2 separate regions of the Homo sapiens genome follow, and region 1 is linked to region 2. Evidence: read pairs that join two places in POLR2A ChIA-PET (ENCODE). Cell type or tissue: GM12878. All regions are shown on one strand. Each heading gives the region's core, and the rest is flanking DNA. Links, peaks and the distances in the headings are about the cores only. Region 1 holds the start of H4C9 (H4 clustered histone 9). Region 2 holds the start of H2AC15 (H2A clustered histone 15).

Region 1 (8,392 bases), core at 195-8,194, 700 kb after region 2:
GGGAGGCTGAGGCAGGAGAATGGCTTGAACCCGGGAGGCTGAGGTTGCAGTGAGCCAAAATTGTGCCACTGCACTCGAACCTGGGCGACAGAGCGAGACTGTCTCAAAAAAAAAAAAAAAAAAAAGGAGGGGGGGAATGTAATACGTCATACATGTACTTATCTTTCCAGTAACCATTTTTAAAAGTTAAAAAAAATTGTCTGGGCACAGTGGCTCAAGCCTGTAATCCCGGCACTTTGGGAGGCCGAGGCAGGCGGATGACCTGAGGTCAGGAGTTCAAGACCAGCCTGGCCAACATGTCTCTACTTAAAATACAAAAAAATTAGCCTGGCGTGGTAGTACGCACCTGTAATCCCAGCTACTTGGGAGGCGGAGGCAGGAGAATTGCTTGAACCCGGGAGGCGGAGGTTGCAGTGAGCCGAGATCACACCATTGTACTCCAGCCTGGGGGACGAAAGCGAGAGTTCGTCTCCAAAAAAAAAGTTAAAAAAGTTAATTTTAATAGTGTATCCTATTTGACAGAATATATCAAAAATATAGTTTCAGCATATAGTCAATACAGAATGTATTAAATATCTTGTATTCTTTTTTCATTTCAAATCTTCAAAATCTGGTGTGTATTTTACACTTTTATGGTATATCAAAATAAATTTTCGTGGGGAATTCTTGATCTGTAATTAGAATAAGATGATTCTGATTCATGTCCCTAAGGTGTTCCAAGTATACTTGAATGCTATCTAATTGAATCCAGCACCAGTTTTTAAAAGTAAACTAATTAAGATATAATTAAACACTTACTCCCTCAGTCACATGCCACATTGTAAGTGCTCAAACTCCATGCATGGCTAGTGCTATACCATAAGACACTCAATGAGCAGAACTTGACCTAAAACCCACTAGGGCACTATGCAAAGGATTACAATTCCTTCTGGCATCACCACCTACTACGGTTTTTCCTAAGGGAGTGTTTAATCCATTGGGCTTGGAACATGAAAAATGACAGGGAAGGACGTGTTACATTGCTGCAGATTTAACAATAACATAACTATATAGACACAAAATAAAAACGACTTTCTCAGGCCCACAAACTGACACATGAAAATAATTCATTCCAATTGGGATTAAGTGACAAGCAGGTTTTGCATCTGTCCTGACACATTTCCCCAAATTCTTCATTATAGGACTAGCACCACTACTACTCTCTGTGATGGCTTATCTATCTACTAAGAGAGTGTGATTAAGAATATTACAGGTTTGAGTGAGTGTATGTTCGGGGCAATTTGAATCTATGCTCCTGGAATAATAAAAATTAAAGAAAGACAAGTTTGGGTCATAAAATCTAACATTTGTGAATTGGTTATTTGATTTGGCCTCTTTTGCCATTTTAAAATAAGAGTAATAAAATCTATCTCACAAGAATATGAGATACGAGATAATCCATGTAAAGCACTTAACAATTTTCAACAAACTTTCAGTGTATCTTAGGCATTACTTTCCTCTTTCACCCTTTCTTTTGTCCCTTTTGTAATACTTTGAAAATTTTAGGTATTGTTAATCATTGCTTATTTAGAAAGTAAGATCAATCTTTTATCAGGTCTTCCCTTAGCTCGCTCTTGATGCTACTCTTACAGCGATTTCAGAAAAGCCTTACTATCCAATTCAAGCCAAATCAGGACATAAGCCGCCTAAATGTTTTTTGTTTTTTTTTTTTCCCCCAGATTGATGCCTGTAGCTCCTGGGGAAAGTGGAAGTCAGATAACTCCTTTATGAAAAGGCAGCATTCAAAAACTATAAAAAATATAAATCCAACATTATTAAAATTTTGCACATCCAAAGATATCACGAACAGTTAAAAACAAACCCACAAGGTGACAGAATATATTTGTCACATACTGACAAAAAGTTAAAACTCAAATATATAAAGAATATTTACAAATCAAATCTCATAAAATAAAAACTGTAGAGAATCTGAATAGACCATTCCGAGGAAAGCGGGAAAATCTCCAAATAGCCAAAAATCTCATTTAGAAAAACTCCGATTTCACATTAGGAAATGCTGATAAACAATAACTCTCAAGCACTGCTGGTGGAATATGGGAGTATAAATTTAAAATACTACCCTGGAAAGCAAATTGTTCATTTTTATTCATGTTGAATATGCACATTTACCAAATAATTCCACTTCCATGTAACCAGAAAATGCACAGCTGTATACAGTGCTGTTTTGTAATGAGGAAAAAAAATCAACAGAGAAATGAATAAAGTATTTACTGACACATTAGAAAACTAGATTAATGGTAAAAATAACCTAGAACTGCACATTTCAACACGGATATATTTCAAGAGCAAATGTAAAAATTCATGACGATTAAAATAGATTAGGGGTATGTGCATCTAAAGTTAAAACGCGTGGGAACAGTAAACAAATTTAGAATATCAGTTTATCCTAGAATATTAGTTAATTCTAGATAGGAAAAAGGGAGGGCTGTGCTACTGAGAAAGGGACATAAGGATTTTAGATGCACTTGAATAAGTGGTGTGGTCACCAGCGCATTTTGTATACTTGATATATTCCAGTATTTAAAAGGCAAACATATAAAGGAATATTATTACTAAGACTCTTAAGACTGCCCTACTGTTCTACAGTAGTAAAAGCATGGTCTGTCCCCCTCCCCCCCATGCAGAGCTCTGTGCCCGCCAAGTCCTCTTAAACCAGCCACCACGAAGTTTTCCTGGAGGTTCTAGCATTTAGTGGAGCCCATCAAACTCATTATCTCCTGAGACGTATTTGAAGGTCCAGAGGGAAGTTAATTATCTAGCCCGCCCCTATTTGGACCGCAGACCCCTTGGCTTTCTAAACTAATCCGAGCGGTAAACCGGCTGCAGGCAATTTCCAGGCAGCCGCCAGAAGTTACTGGCCAGCAGAGGCTCTTCTGGCCTTGGAAAAATCTCGGCCCAAGGTCACCTGTAGTCATCAGCCCATTTTCGGCGTCGAGTTAATCTTGTAAAATAGGATGACAGAACTCACTGACAATGGCCCTATTAAGAGACTCAGTTTGCAGTCATTTCAACTCTTTTGTTGAAAGCTTAGGGGCCCTAAAAAGGGCCTTTTTAGAGAATGACTGGGCTTCAAAATGCCATTTAGCCGCCGAAGCCATAGAGGGTGCGGCCCTGGCGCTTGAGCGCGTAGACCACGTCCATGGCGGTGACCGTCTTGCGCTTGGCGTGCTCCGTGTAGGTCACGGCGTCCCGGATCACGTTCTCCAGGAACACCTTCAACACTCCGCGGGTCTCCTCATAGATGAGGCCAGAAATGCGCTTCACGCCGCCGCGGCGAGCAAGGCGCCGAATGGCTGGCTTGGTGATACCCTGGATGTTGTCGCGCAGCACCTTGCGGTGGCGCTTGGCACCCCCTTTCCCCAGGCCCTTACCTCCTTTGCCGCGTCCTGACATTATCAAGTGGTCAGAGAACAAAGGTCTGCTGCCTGTGATGGCAGCTTTCTTTTATGGGTAACCTCTGCGGACCAGACTGAAAACCGGAAGAGCTTTGGCGGGAAGTCCCTCTGCATTGGGGGAGGGGACCTAAAAGGGAAACAGGCCTGCTGTGCTCTACTCCCTCTTGTTCTCCTTCAGTCCTTTTTAATCCTCAAGACCTAGGCTGTTTTTCCTTTTTTCATTTAACATGATTCCTGCCTCATAACAAAAATGTTAACATTATAGAAGATACATAAAGCAAAAAGAATGTTATCTCTGCATATATGCATGTTTTCCTTTAACATTATTTGTATGGAACTATGCTATTTTGTGGCATTTTTCTCCTTAATATACAATGGAAATATACTCCATATGCTAAATTCCTAGCAATAGAACAAGATAGACTCATAGAATTTAAAGATCGTTCAGGTATATTGCTAAGTTCTTTTCTACTTATTTTCATTTCTAGTGTTTGGGGTGGAGAATTATCCCCCCAAATATCGAGCTTGGTAATGGTGGGTGTTTTTGAAAATTGAGGGTTCTCAGAAACAAGTCTAAGAATCAAGGTCCCTCTAACTTTGTCCTGTTTCTCTTCCCCAAATACAGGGAGGGACTTTCTCTGGAATTTCCTGATATGACCAAGAAAGCTTCTTATCAAAAGAAGCACAATTGCCTTCGGTTACCTCATTATCTACTGCAGAAAAGAAGACGAGAATGCAACCATACCTAGATGGACTTTTCCACAAGCTAAAGCTGGCCTCTTGATCTCATTCAGATTCCAAAGAGAATCATTTACAAGTTAATTTCTGTCTCCTTGGTCCATTCCTTCTCTCTAATAATCATTTACTGTTCCTCAAAGAATTGTCTACATTACCCATCTCCTCTTTTGCCTCTGAGAAAGAGTATATAAGCTTCTGTACCCCACTGGGGGGTTGGGGTAATATTCTGTGGTCCTCAGCCCTGTACCTTAATAAATTTGTATGCCTTTTCTCTTATTAATCTTGTCAGTTGATTTTCAGTGAACTTTCAGAGGCCAAAAGGGAGGTTTTCTCTTGGCCCCTGCACCAGTAGCAGTTCCTGATATGCCTACAACCTTAACTAATGCTGGGTAGAACCATTTAAAGTAATCTAACTTTACTAATAAGGACTTGATTTCTTGTATATAGAAATAACTTTTCAAAAAGTTAATCAGTTGGTTAGTCAGCACAATACATTAACTATTTCCCCCACTGATTTGAGGAACTTATTATCATATACTGAATATATGAGCCACCGCACCCGGCCCATTTGGTGATTTTCTTGCTACTCTTTATTTTAATGAGTACCTTACAGCAGTGCTTGAAGTATTTTCAAAGTATTCCACTTAAATGTCATAAAGTAAATGAAGATAAACTTTTCATTAAAATACTTTAGAAATTTTTGCATTTATGTTGCAATAAAAGAAAACTTGCCATACACCTTTGGAAAACAAAAAAAAATTGATATGACTGGCTGTAACTTGCTGTAGCTGAATTCAGTATATGTTGTAAAGAGGGTAAGGTAGCATAGGTTAATTGAATACGTTAATCTAAGGGTAAATACAAATTAAAAATGAGAGGCTTAATTATCTGTTGAAAACAAAAGACTTCCCTTTCCTTTCCCATCACTTTCAAAATGTCTTTCTCTGTCCTTTTAAAATGTATGTAAATCCTTTTAATGGCTAAATAGGCCTTATAACTCAGAATATTTTCTCAATGCCTGGAGAGCCATCCCTTTGAAATGTTAATCATTAAAAAAGATAGTGGTCTGTCTCCCAGTTTCCAGCGAGAAAATGGGCTGAACTTTAGCTGTCACCTGACTTCGAATTGCAAAACCTATCCAATGTAGCCATACATAATAAGCAAGATTTCTTTCTGCTTTTGCAACCTCTTCATAAGGTTTCCTGTGATAAGCAACTCTCCCTGGTTTAATGCTTATTCAATAATAAAATTATTTCCTTTGTCTTCTTTGGGAGAAGATTTTAAAATTGTATTTCCCCAACATTAGTTAACAAGTATATTTCTCTACTTGAGCTTCTCACTAATCAGAAGCCTTTTTCTGTATCTGATTTCATGAGTTTTCGCATAGCAATTAGTGACAAGGATAGCAATGAATGGTAAAAGGTGGCAGAGCATGCCATCCCAAAATATGCCATTTTGGAATAAGAATTATTCTGAGATACAGGCAATTTTAAAAAGAGTAGGTACAAGAAAGGCACTTTGACCGTTCCCTTTTACCCCCTTAAAAGCAGGAATTAAAATTCCCCTGTGGAAGATGTCCTCCCTGTACCAAAAGGAAAAGAACATTTTCATCAAGGACAGGAAGTTGAAACCAAGAGAATTCTGTCCAAGCAGATCTTAAAATAATTCTTGTTTTCCTTTAGCCTTCCTACATAGTTACATTTCCACAATTTACTCCATTCAACCTACTATAAAAGCATTTAGGTTTTGCTACTTCTTTGGGGTCTATTATTAGAGCTCCCATGTCCCATGCCACATAAAATTTATATTAAATTTATATGGTTTTCTCCTCTTAATCTTATGTCAGTTTAATTATCAGGCCAGCCATAAAAACTCTTAAGAGGACAGAGGTAAAATTTTGCCTCCCCTACAAGGATATTTGAGTTTGTCAGACTCTTTAGTTTCTGAAATTGACGGTAAATTTAGTTCTGAAATAGTAAACATACACGCAGTATAACATTTTAAAAAAATGTTATGCTAATCAGTCTGTTTTCTAACAGGATAACTGACTATCAAGATAAACTTAGTTCAAATAGAGTAACTCTGAGTTCTCACATTCTTTCACATTACAAAACAAATCTGGCAGCAAACTTTGTCAGAGGCGTTTAAACCAGAGAAACTCCATCTTGAATAGGGGCTGGGTAAAATAAGGCTGAGGCCTACTGGGCTGCATTCCCAGAGGCTTAAGGCATTTGTAGTCACAGAATAGGTCAGCACAAAGTACAGGTCACAAAGACCTTGCTAATAAAAGCATGCGGTAAAGAAGCCAGCCAAAACCTACCAAAATCAAGATGGTGAGGAAATTGACCTCTGGTTATCCTCACTGCTCATTATACACTACTTATAATGCATTAGCATGCTAAAAGACACTCCTACCAGTGCCATGACCATTTACAGATGCCATGGCAACGTCGGAAAGTTACCCTATAGGGTCTAAAAGGGGGAGGAACTCTCAGTTGGGGAATTGCCCACCCCGTTCCCAGAAAACTCATGAAGAATCCACCCCTTGTTTAGCATGTAGTCAAGAAATAACTATAAATATCCTTAGAATAGAACAAAAGAACAATTTTCTTTACTTCTCTAATAAACTTGCTTTCACTGTACTCTATGGATTTGCCTTGAATTCTTTCTTGAGAAAGACCCAAGAACTCTCTCTTGGGGTCTGGATTGGGACCCCTTTCCAGTAACAGTTACACTTGCAAAGTACATCCTGTGTCCAACCACTGTATATTTAATTGTGAAATTTATTAAATATTAATTTAAATAAGTTGAAAGACCTTTAAAGACAGGGCAATTCAAAAATGAGTAAAATTATTGGGTTACACAGTATAAAAATCCATCAAAAAGCCAAATATTTTACTATTTGGGGGGCCTCTCAAGTACCTATTTTTGCTAGATATTGTCAGCACTTGTTTCTGTTCCAAAACATCGTATTTATACTAGGATTGGAAGTAGTTATATTTTAAGAACAAGAAACAGACACAGTAAAAGGTTATGAGATGTCAGTAGACTAAGTGCTAAAGAAATTCCAGATAGGAAGAGGAGGTATCTAGAGAAAAGGAGCTGAAAAGAAATGGGGTAGGTTGACCAAATTTTAGAGCAAGAGTTTTTAACCTGAGGTCCGTACTTATATGTCACAATGCCCCTAAGGAAAAAATTCAGCAATTGGAGGGTGTTGAAGGGGAAGTCTGTGAGTTTGGGTAGTAAAATATCTATTTTTAAAAACTTAACCTTGACTGAACTTGAACATTTCACTTTATTATGAATTTAGGCCACAAATCTCAGTACCTGTTACTTTGTAACCCAAAAGACATTAGATGTTTCATTTCTCATTACAATTGCTGAGTTATCGTGAAACATTTTTACTCCTCTAATTAGTAACAGCAATTAGGCTCACCAAATCATGTAATGTGTTAACTATATTAACAATATAACTATATAGTCTCATTTATCACTATGAAGTTTTAAAAATACTTTGATAACTGTAATTTAACTTTGTTTGGCATTTTATATACTTAAAACATCATTCTGAGATTTTCCATGTTACCAGACAGCCAAAAGTGTCTACAATACACAAGAAAAATGAGTTAACGTCTTCTTAAGATTACTTCAGAGTGGGCCGGGCGTGGTGGCTTACGCCGGTAATCCCAGCACTTTGGGAGGCCGAGGCCGGTGGATCACGAGGTCAGGACATCAAGACCATCCTGGCTAACACGGTGAAACCCCGTATCTACTAAAAATACAAAAAAGTAGCTGGGCATGGTGGCAGACGCCTGTAGCCCCAGCTACTCAGGAGGCTGAGGCAGGAGAATGGCGTGAACCCGGGAGGCGGAGCTTGCAGTGAGCCGAGATAGCGCCACTGCACTCCAGCCTGGGCGACAGAGCGAGACTCCGTCTCAAAAAAAAAAAAAAAATTACATCAGAGTTCAGTGAACAGAGGGAGGAGGCACAATTGTGCAATCTTGGCATGAGTATTCCTTATTTAGCTACAACACCAAAAGTTATTTGCACTACCGTAGTAAATAACCCTCCTTTACAGAAAACTGCCAGTCTTGCTAGGAGGCCTCAGTTTGTGTCAGGAACGCCCAATACCCTGTACTTTTCTAATAGTCATAAACATTTCTAATATTTCTAATGTACATTTCTAATACTCATCAACA
Region 2 (8,392 bases), core at 193-8,192:
GCAGGGAGAAAGAACATTTAATTAAATGGATTTCATGAAGTCTGAATTGTATCAATTCTGTGCCAAATGCAGATTCAATACATCAAATAATGTAAAGAAACCAACTGTAATGAAGCACCATCAAGATCCTCCAAGCACTTCCTGGGAATCAGGATTTTTGGTCTAGGGTCTTTAGTCTACAGATTGAGAAGCAAGGGTACCTGGAGATTGGTTGCTGACTCTTAATTTTAGCCAAATCTTGAGCTTTCTGAATCCATGGGCCTTCTTAATGCTCTCTGTGAATCTTCTTTTTCTCTTCCTTAAGAGAGGAGAAGGAATGAATAATATTTAGAAAATGAATAATATTTACAGGAACACTATTAAGTTTGAGTTTCTCACCTGTAAGTTTTCCTTTATGACAAACTATGTGATGCTTGTAACTTGTTTTTACACAGGGGGTTTTTTCCTATTATATTTTCCAGTATAGTATTTGATACATAAGTTTAATACATGTAACATATATTTAAAGTGTAAATCAGGCTGGGCATGGTGGCTCATGCCTGTAATACTAGCACTTTGGGAGGCCGAGGAGGGTGGATCATGAGGTCAGGAGTTCAAGACCAGCCTGGCCAACATGGTGAAACCCCATCTCTACTAAAGATACAAAAAATTAGCTGGGTGTGGTGGCGGGCTCCTGTAAACCCAGCTACTCGGGAGGCTGAGGCAGGAGAATTGCTTAAACCTGGGAGGCGAGGGTTGTAATGAGCCGAGATCGCGCCATTGCACTCCAGCCTGGGCGAAACGGTGAGACTCTATCTCAAAAAAATAAAAATAAAAATAAAGTTTAAATCAAATTATATCAAAACCCATGATAAAACATCTAACCCAAAACTGGAATATTGACGACAACTTGTATTTACCTCTGTGTTTTTCCCCATCCCATGTCTTGCCTTTATCGCTAAGATAGCCAGTGCCAGGTATTTTAAAAACTCTCTTAAAAGTTTTCATTATCACGCACTTGTGTATACTTATTCTGTATAAGCGCTTCTATATACACTTCAACAATGTATAATTTGGTTTTATTTTCATTTTATTTATTTATTTATTTATTTATTTATTTATTTATTTATTTATTTATTTTAAGAGGTAGGGTCTCACCATACTGCCCAGGCTGGTCTTGAACTCCTGAGCTTAAGCAAACCTCCCATCTCAGCCTCCCAAAGTGCTAGGATTACAGGCATGAGCCACCATGCCCAGCCATGGTTTTACTTCTGAGTTTAAAAAAAATGTTATTATATATGAACCTTCTGAGACTTACATTTCTAAAATTCAACCAGGTACTGTGTGTACCTCAATAAATGCATTATTTTGACCATGAACATGTAGTTGCCTCTAGTATTTTTATCTATTAAAAATGGCATTTTTTCCATTCTCATATGTCTCCTGTTGCATGTGTGCAAAATATTCTTTCATGTAAACAGCTAGGAATCGAATGGTTGGGTCACTGGAGTACACTTACTGGATAAAAAATATTATCAAAAACCTTCAGCAAATACAATTTGATGTGGAAGAGTTCCCACACTGATTCTTGGCAAAGACCAAAATACTTTTAAATATGCCACTCCTAAGTGTTTAAAATGAAGACACTCATTTTGATTTCCTGAGTTGGGGGTGGGGGAAAACAATGGAGAACAGCCCTTCTCCTCCTCTATTTTTTTTTCTTTTAACATTTCTTCCAATTACTAGAGATACAGTAAACGCAAGTGACACAGACAAGAAAACATGGAGCAGACCCTAACAGAAAAAGTAGGGAATAGAAACTATGTTCATAAATAGGAATTCCACACAAGAGAATTATGGGAATGAGTAAGACAGCAAGATTCCTCCAAAAAACCTGCACTGCCAAGAATTTTCCCAACTAGAACACTCACCAGAGAAAACGGTGGCCAAGTTTCAAACTGCCCTCGCAGTGTCGGGATTGGCCATTGACATCAACTCAGCCCGATTGACGTGTACGGTGCTGTAAACTGGGTTCAAACTTTTTTCTACTGCCTTTCTATCTTAATATTTAGCAAATCCAAACTGGGGACAAGGGAGGAGAAACAGCACCACTCTCAAAACAAACAAGTCGATTTGTACGTTTGTGTGTGTGCCAACTGCTTCATTACTAAAGTACACATGAAGTTTAGGGACAGAGCGCCGGAAGCACTGTGGATATTTTACCAGTGACACTTAAGTATTATATTTTCTTTGGGGTCAACAGGAACTGAATTTTCCCTTTACTAGGTTTGTCTGATGATAAACCTCATCCTTCTTCAGATATAAAATTGTCTCAAGCGTTGCTGCAACATGCAGTACACTGCAGTGCTAATTAATTTCTTTTCTTTTTCTTTCTTTTTTGAGACAGAGTTTCGCTCTTACTGCCCAGGCTGGGGTGCAATGGCCCGATCTCGGCTCACTGCAACCTCCATCTGCCGGGTTCAAGCGATTCTCCTGCCTCAGCTTCCCGGGTAGCTGGGATTACAGGCGTCCGCCACCACGCCCAGCTATTTTTTTGTACTTTTAGTAGAGACGGGTTTCACCATGTTGGCTAGGCTCGTCTCGAACTTCTAACCTCAGGTGAGCCACCCGCTTCGGTTTCCCGAACCGGGATTAGAGGCTTGAGCCAAAATTAGTTTCTAACAAGGCTAAAGGAATCTTGGAAATCGTCTTTGTAGCAAGTAAGAAATACCTGCTGTAAGAACAGTGAGTGCCAGTTCTCTTTGGGAAGACTGAGTGGCTCTGAAAAGAGCCTTTGGGGTGTGGGCCGAGACTGACCGAACGTTCCGCGGTGGGCGGGCTCACTTGGAACTGGTGTACTTGGTGACGGCCTTGGTGCCCTCCGACACCGCGTGCTTGGCCAGCTCCCCTGGCAGCAGCAGGCGCACGGCCGTCTGGATCTCCCTGGAGGTGATGGTCGAGCGCTTGTTGTAATGCGCCAGGCGGGAAGCCTCGCCGGCGATGCGCTCGAAGATGTCATTGACGAAGGAGTTCATGATGCCCATGGCCTTGGACGAGATACCGGTGTCGGGGTGGACCTGCTTCAGCACCTTGTACACGTACACGGAGTAGCTCTCCTTGCGGCTGCGCTTGCGCTTCTTGCCGTCCTTCTTCTGGGCCTTTGTCACTGCCTTCTTGGAGCCTTTCTTCGGGGCAGGAGCGGACTTTGAGGGCTCGGGCATGACTGGGAGTAACTGCCGGAAAATTGGAGGAAAAAAACAGGAAGACGGTAGCTCTGTCAACCTACCGCTTATTCACTGCTTCTTAACGCAAGTGGGGTAGAGAATGAAGTTGTGCGTTTAACCAGTGGTGAGTCCTGGAAACGTATATTAACTTTGTCCAATCAAAATAAGTGTTTTTCAAAACCGCAATCCCATTGGTTAAAGCGAAACTGTAATGTTAGCCAATAGCACAGCTTAGTTTTCGTGCCTCTGTTGACTATAAGTAGCGGAGCTTTAGCGTTACGTCAGTCTCAGGAACGTTACTGATTGAATTTTTTACGTCATGTCGGGACGTGGCAAGCAGGGCGGCAAAGCTCGCGCCAAGGCTAAGACCCGTTCTTCAAGGGCGGGTCTTCAGTTCCCAGTGGGCCGAGTGCACCGACTGCTCCGCAAGGGCAACTACGCTGAGCGGGTCGGTGCCGGAGCGCCGGTGTACCTGGCGGCGGTGTTGGAGTACCTAACCGCCGAGATCCTGGAACTGGCTGGCAACGCGGCCCGCGACAACAAGAAGACCCGCATCATCCCGCGCCACTTGCAGCTGGCCATCCGCAACGACGAGGAGCTCAACAAGCTGCTTGGTAAAGTGACCATCGCCCAGGGTGGTGTCCTGCCCAATATCCAGGCCGTGCTGCTGCCTAAGAAAACTGAGAGCCACCACAAGGCCAAGGGCAAGTAGCGGGGCTGGAGCAGTTCATTACTCATACCTCGGTCCAAACCAAAAAGGTTCTTTTCAGAGCCACCTACTTTTTCACCAAGTAGAGCTGTGTTCAGTTTTATCTGATAGTCGAGTCATTTTGCAATGGCACTGGAATGCTGTATGGAGATGAAGCAAAACTAAACGGCTTTTACACCACATTGTTTTGAGATAGAAAGTAGACATTGAAATGTTTACGGTACATCAAGAAATTTAGGCGCGGCAGCTCGCGCCTGCAATACAGCTGAAACAATAAGAAAAGTGAGGCAAGAGAATAACAAAGGGAGCTGAAAGTTAGAGGGCAGAATAAGTAAAAGCAAAGGGCAGAAGTAAGGTAGATGGGCGGGTGAACAAGAAGCGAGATAACAAGCAGTGAACCTTTTGCAGCCGAAACAAAAGAGATAATGTGAGCAAGGACCTCGTGGCCGGCAAGATCTGGAACAAACCAGTTTAAGAGGCAGCTCTTCAGAGATGGGCATGCGTATTAGAGAGGAAAAGTATCCTTAACAAAAGCCCGTATGATAATCAGCTACTTAAGGTTCATGCATATGGGCTACATATCATGCATATATTTAAGATTATAAGATAGAGGCACAAGCCACAGAGGACAAAGTAAGCAACAAACCTATCAATAAAAGGGCAGATGCTGGCTATAGATTAGGCAGCACTGGGAACAGAAAACATACACACACGCACGCACACACATAAAATGACTCAAACTACAGCAAGCTGACGCTGATCTCACCTCGCAGAGGTCAGTCCGCTCTCTCCCACCCCCGAGAGTGTAATACTCTGTTTACTAAACTTTTGCTGCTTTGCTTTGCTATCTGTGTGTGTGTCGTCCAATTTCTACCGGGCACCAAGAGCCTGGAACTGTTTGGCACCATCCGGTAAACAGAACCGCTTTGGGAAGCCGAGGCGGAAGGACCGCTAGAGCCTTGGAGTTCGAAGCCAGCCTGATCTTTACAAAAGTAAAATAACTAACCGTGCCTGGCGTCTCATAGCCTGTAGTCCTAGCTACTCGGGAGGCTGAGACCAGAAGGATCACTTGAGCCCAGGAGTTCGAGGCTGCAATGAGCTATGATTGCACCACTGCAGTCCAGCTTGTGTGACAGAGCAAGAGTGTTTCAAATGAACCTAGTGTCAGATATTTACTTTCTGTATTACAGAGGACTGAAAGCTAGCTAAATAATACTTTTCAGTGTACCTGGGTTCCAGAGATAAAATTGGTAAACTAACCTTTGCTCCTTACTTGGGCTTTTAGTTTATACTTCATAAGACCATGGAAGCAAAATTTAGGTATCTGACCCTTCTGCACAATTTAGGACCCCGTGTGTGTTTGGCCTACCTATTCGAGTTCAATTGAATCTTTCTGAGCATCTATGGTGTGCCAGGCACTCTCCTAAATGGGAATACAATATTAATCCAGATACATAAAGTCTCTATCCAAAAGGAGCTTCAAGTTGGCTTGGGCAAAGAATACATGTCATAATGGACTGTTTATATAAATGATGGGAAAGGGTTGGGGTTAGGGTGTGAGATTACTTTAGAACGTGTTATTTAAAAACAGTATGAATGAAGGACATTGTAAGTCAGGTTTTTTATTATATCATGGTCATATACTCCTGTTCCTGTCAGTTTTTCCTGCTTCCTTTCTTTCACCAAGATCACTCCTTTCCTTCTCAGATCACCAAGTCCTCCTAGCTATAGAGAGGGCCTTCTATTCCTCTCCACCTAAACTTATATAAGCTACTGTTTTCCTCATACAGACATGTTAATGAAAATGAATTTCTACAGGATCTCCAGTCCATTGAAATACATTAATTTTTGAGTCTCTTCACACATTTTTATTTCCTAGATTTAAGTCTTGATTGCAATCACATACAACTAGTATTTCTTGGAATAAAACAGCAATCACAAAAATCATAAATATCACATTGTTTAAAAAAATTTATTATTTGATGTTGAGGACTCCATCCTGATTTCAATGAATTAATTCATTTGTTCCCTTTTAAAATGTCATCTGTGTTATTTATGTGTATAAATTTTCAATAATTGTTTCTCAATATAGAGTAAATGATACAGCTCCATAGAAGGCCTGTAAGATTTTTGAAATTAAAATAAGTTTTTAAATAAAATATGCTGTTATGATCATTGAAGTTGATAATAAAATTATTCCATTGATTCTGTTTCTCCCAAGAACCACCATTTAATCATGAAAGCTAGCTAAGTAATATTTTTCAGAGTTCGTGAGTTCCAGAAGTAAAATTCTTTAAGCTAAACAGCTTGTAAAGTAACTTTTGCTTTATAATTATTATAATTTTGGGTGTTATTTATGCAAACTCAAATCAATGTACTCATAATCAAAACATTGACATGCAAACTTATGTATTAAGCAAAATAAAATATACAAGTGTGATATATCATTGTTTATAATTCCACATACACATGTAAAGGAAAATGGAGGAGCTGTTAAATGAGTAGCTTCACAGTAAGTAAACTAGAGGAGGCAACCTAAAGATCAGAGAGATCCAAGGGGCAAGGAGCAATTAGGAACATTTATAGTGCCTTATCACTTCATGGTATTATATCATCTGTGAAATATTGAATTAAATGAATGTCCTTACTGATTTGATGCCCTCTGAAGGTTTGTTGAAAAATCAGACATGAGGTAGATTAATAGAAAAAAAGGCAGACAAATTTACAATGTGCATGGGGAGAATCAGTGATTGCCCACCCCAGAACGTGGTTCAGAAGTTTATATACCATCCTTGAAAAACAGTTTGAGGGAGGGAGAAGAGGAATTCATTTGAGGGGATTACTAGGAAGAATGAATGGATCAGGGAAAAGAAATTAAACTTGTACCTTATCTTGTGAAATGAGCTGTTCGGGTGTGATTACATTCGTCTTACAGGGACTCATTTTTGGTGAGTCCAGATAACAGGAAGACAAAGGTTGGGGAGTGGGAGAAGGTCAAAGAGACTTTGAGGCTTCTGCAGTTCAGCTTGTCACCATGCCATAGTTTGGGGTATTGGTTTCTGAGCCCCGACATTGACAATATGTACTAAAAATAAATATTTGTTATTTAAATTAACTACTTAATGTGTTATACATAATTAGATAAATTGATGTATTAACATATTTAAAGTATAATATAAACAAAATATTTGTAAATTAGTTGTAAAGAAAAAAATTACGTATATTAAATAGAGGTTGGCTTTCTGCTTAATATTTTACATACATTATCTCCATTGTTTTATTTTTTTAATTTTTTTTATTTTTTAGATGAAGGTCTTGTGATGTTGCCCAGGCTGATCTCTGACTCCTGAGCTTGCACAATCCTCCCACTCCTGAACACATGCAATCCCCCCACCTCAGCCTCCAGAGTAGCTGGGACTACAGGCAGGCTACTGAGACTGGCCTCCATTAATTCTTACAGTACCTCAAAGAGGTAAATACTGTAGGGGCTAAGGGAAGTTTCATAGAAAATCAACTGACAAAAGACAGAATAATGGGAGAAATGGCACAGAAATTTAATAATGTGCACGAGGGAGAATTACAAAGTGATTACCCCAGTCCCTAAAGGAGTACAGAAGCTTATGTAACTTTTTTCATAGGGGAAGGAGGAGATGGGAAAGGTAGACAATTCCTTTGAGGGGCAATAAAGGCTTGTTATGGAAAATAAATGGGCCACAGAAAGAAATTAGCTTGTAAATGATTGTCTTCATAATTTATTTATTTATTTTGAGATGGGGTCTTAATCCGTCTCCCAGGCTGTCACCCAGGCTGGAGTGCAGTGGCACAGTCTCCACTCACTGCAACCTCCACCTCTGGGATTCAAGTGATCCTCCTACCTCAGGCTCCCTAGTAGCTGCGACCACAGGCATGCACCACTACAACTGGCTAATTTTTTTTTTTTTCAGACAGAGTTTCACTCTTGTTGCCCAGGTTGGAGTGCAATGGTGCAATCTCGGCTCACTGCAACCTCCGCCTCCCAGGTTCAAGTGATTCTCCTGCCTCAGCCTCCCAAGTAGCTGGGATTACAGGCATGTGACACCACCTGGCTAATTTTTTGTATATTTTGTAGAGACAGGGATTCGCCATGTTGGCCAGGCTGGTCTCGAACTCCTGAGCTCAAGGGATCCACCTGCCTCGACCTCCCACAGTGCTGGGATTAGTGGGAGGAGCCACAGCACCTAGTATGTCTTGGTAATTTAAATGAGACCGAGAGGCAGACATTATCTTGAAAAATCCATATTCAGTATTCTTTTCTGCAATAATGAAATAACAGGGAGGGGATAGAAGGCAATTGTTACTTCTGGTAAGAAATTTTCTTGGTCCGATTAGGAAATGTCAGAGTCCCTTCGCATGTATGGGAAAGAAGACGAAGTTAGAGGGGCTTTGATTCTGAAGCTTATTTCTGAGGCCTTTCAATGTTCAAAAGCGCTCAGCATGCCCA

The links. Peaks named below come from ENCODE experiments on the same cell type or tissue, not always from the same donor. Only the 100,000 strongest peaks of a DNase experiment are listed, where the experiment ranks them.
Region 1: POLR2A ChIA-PET joins it to region 2 with 11 read pairs; 29 of 35 experiments call an interaction of 5 or more read pairs at or near these places.

Annotation. Positions count from the first base shown.
Region 1 is chr6:27,134,370-27,142,761 of GRCh38, reverse strand. It overlaps H4C9 (H4 clustered histone 9), which reads right to left and starts at 3,480. Exons shown (of 1, transcript NM_003495.3): 1 at 3,084-3,480. The coding sequence starts at 3,453. The coding sequence ends at 3,142. It also overlaps a transcript of H2BC12 not described here. RefSeq lists enhancers at 2,340-2,931, 2,932-3,524, 3,287-3,666. In GM12878, for the core only: a CTCF peak has its summit at 3,398; a DNase peak (open chromatin) is centred at 3,491; H3K4me3 peaks cover 3,432 bases; H3K27ac peaks cover 7,689 bases.
Region 2 is chr6:27,833,470-27,841,861 of GRCh38, reverse strand. It overlaps H2AC15 (H2A clustered histone 15), which reads left to right and starts at 3,487. Exons shown (of 1, transcript NM_003510.3): 1 at 3,487-3,982. The coding sequence starts at 3,523. The coding sequence ends at 3,915. It overlaps H2BC15 (H2B clustered histone 15), which reads right to left and starts at 3,293. Exons shown (of 1, transcript NM_003520.4): 1 at 2,752-3,293. The coding sequence starts at 3,200. The coding sequence ends at 2,820. RefSeq lists enhancers at 2,012-2,211, 3,042-3,251, 3,582-3,671, 3,742-3,851, 4,122-4,171 and 3 more. In GM12878, for the core only: no CTCF peak of the experiment used is centred there; DNase peaks (open chromatin) are centred at 3,391 and 4,425; H3K4me3 peaks cover 5,102 bases; H3K27ac peaks cover 6,425 bases.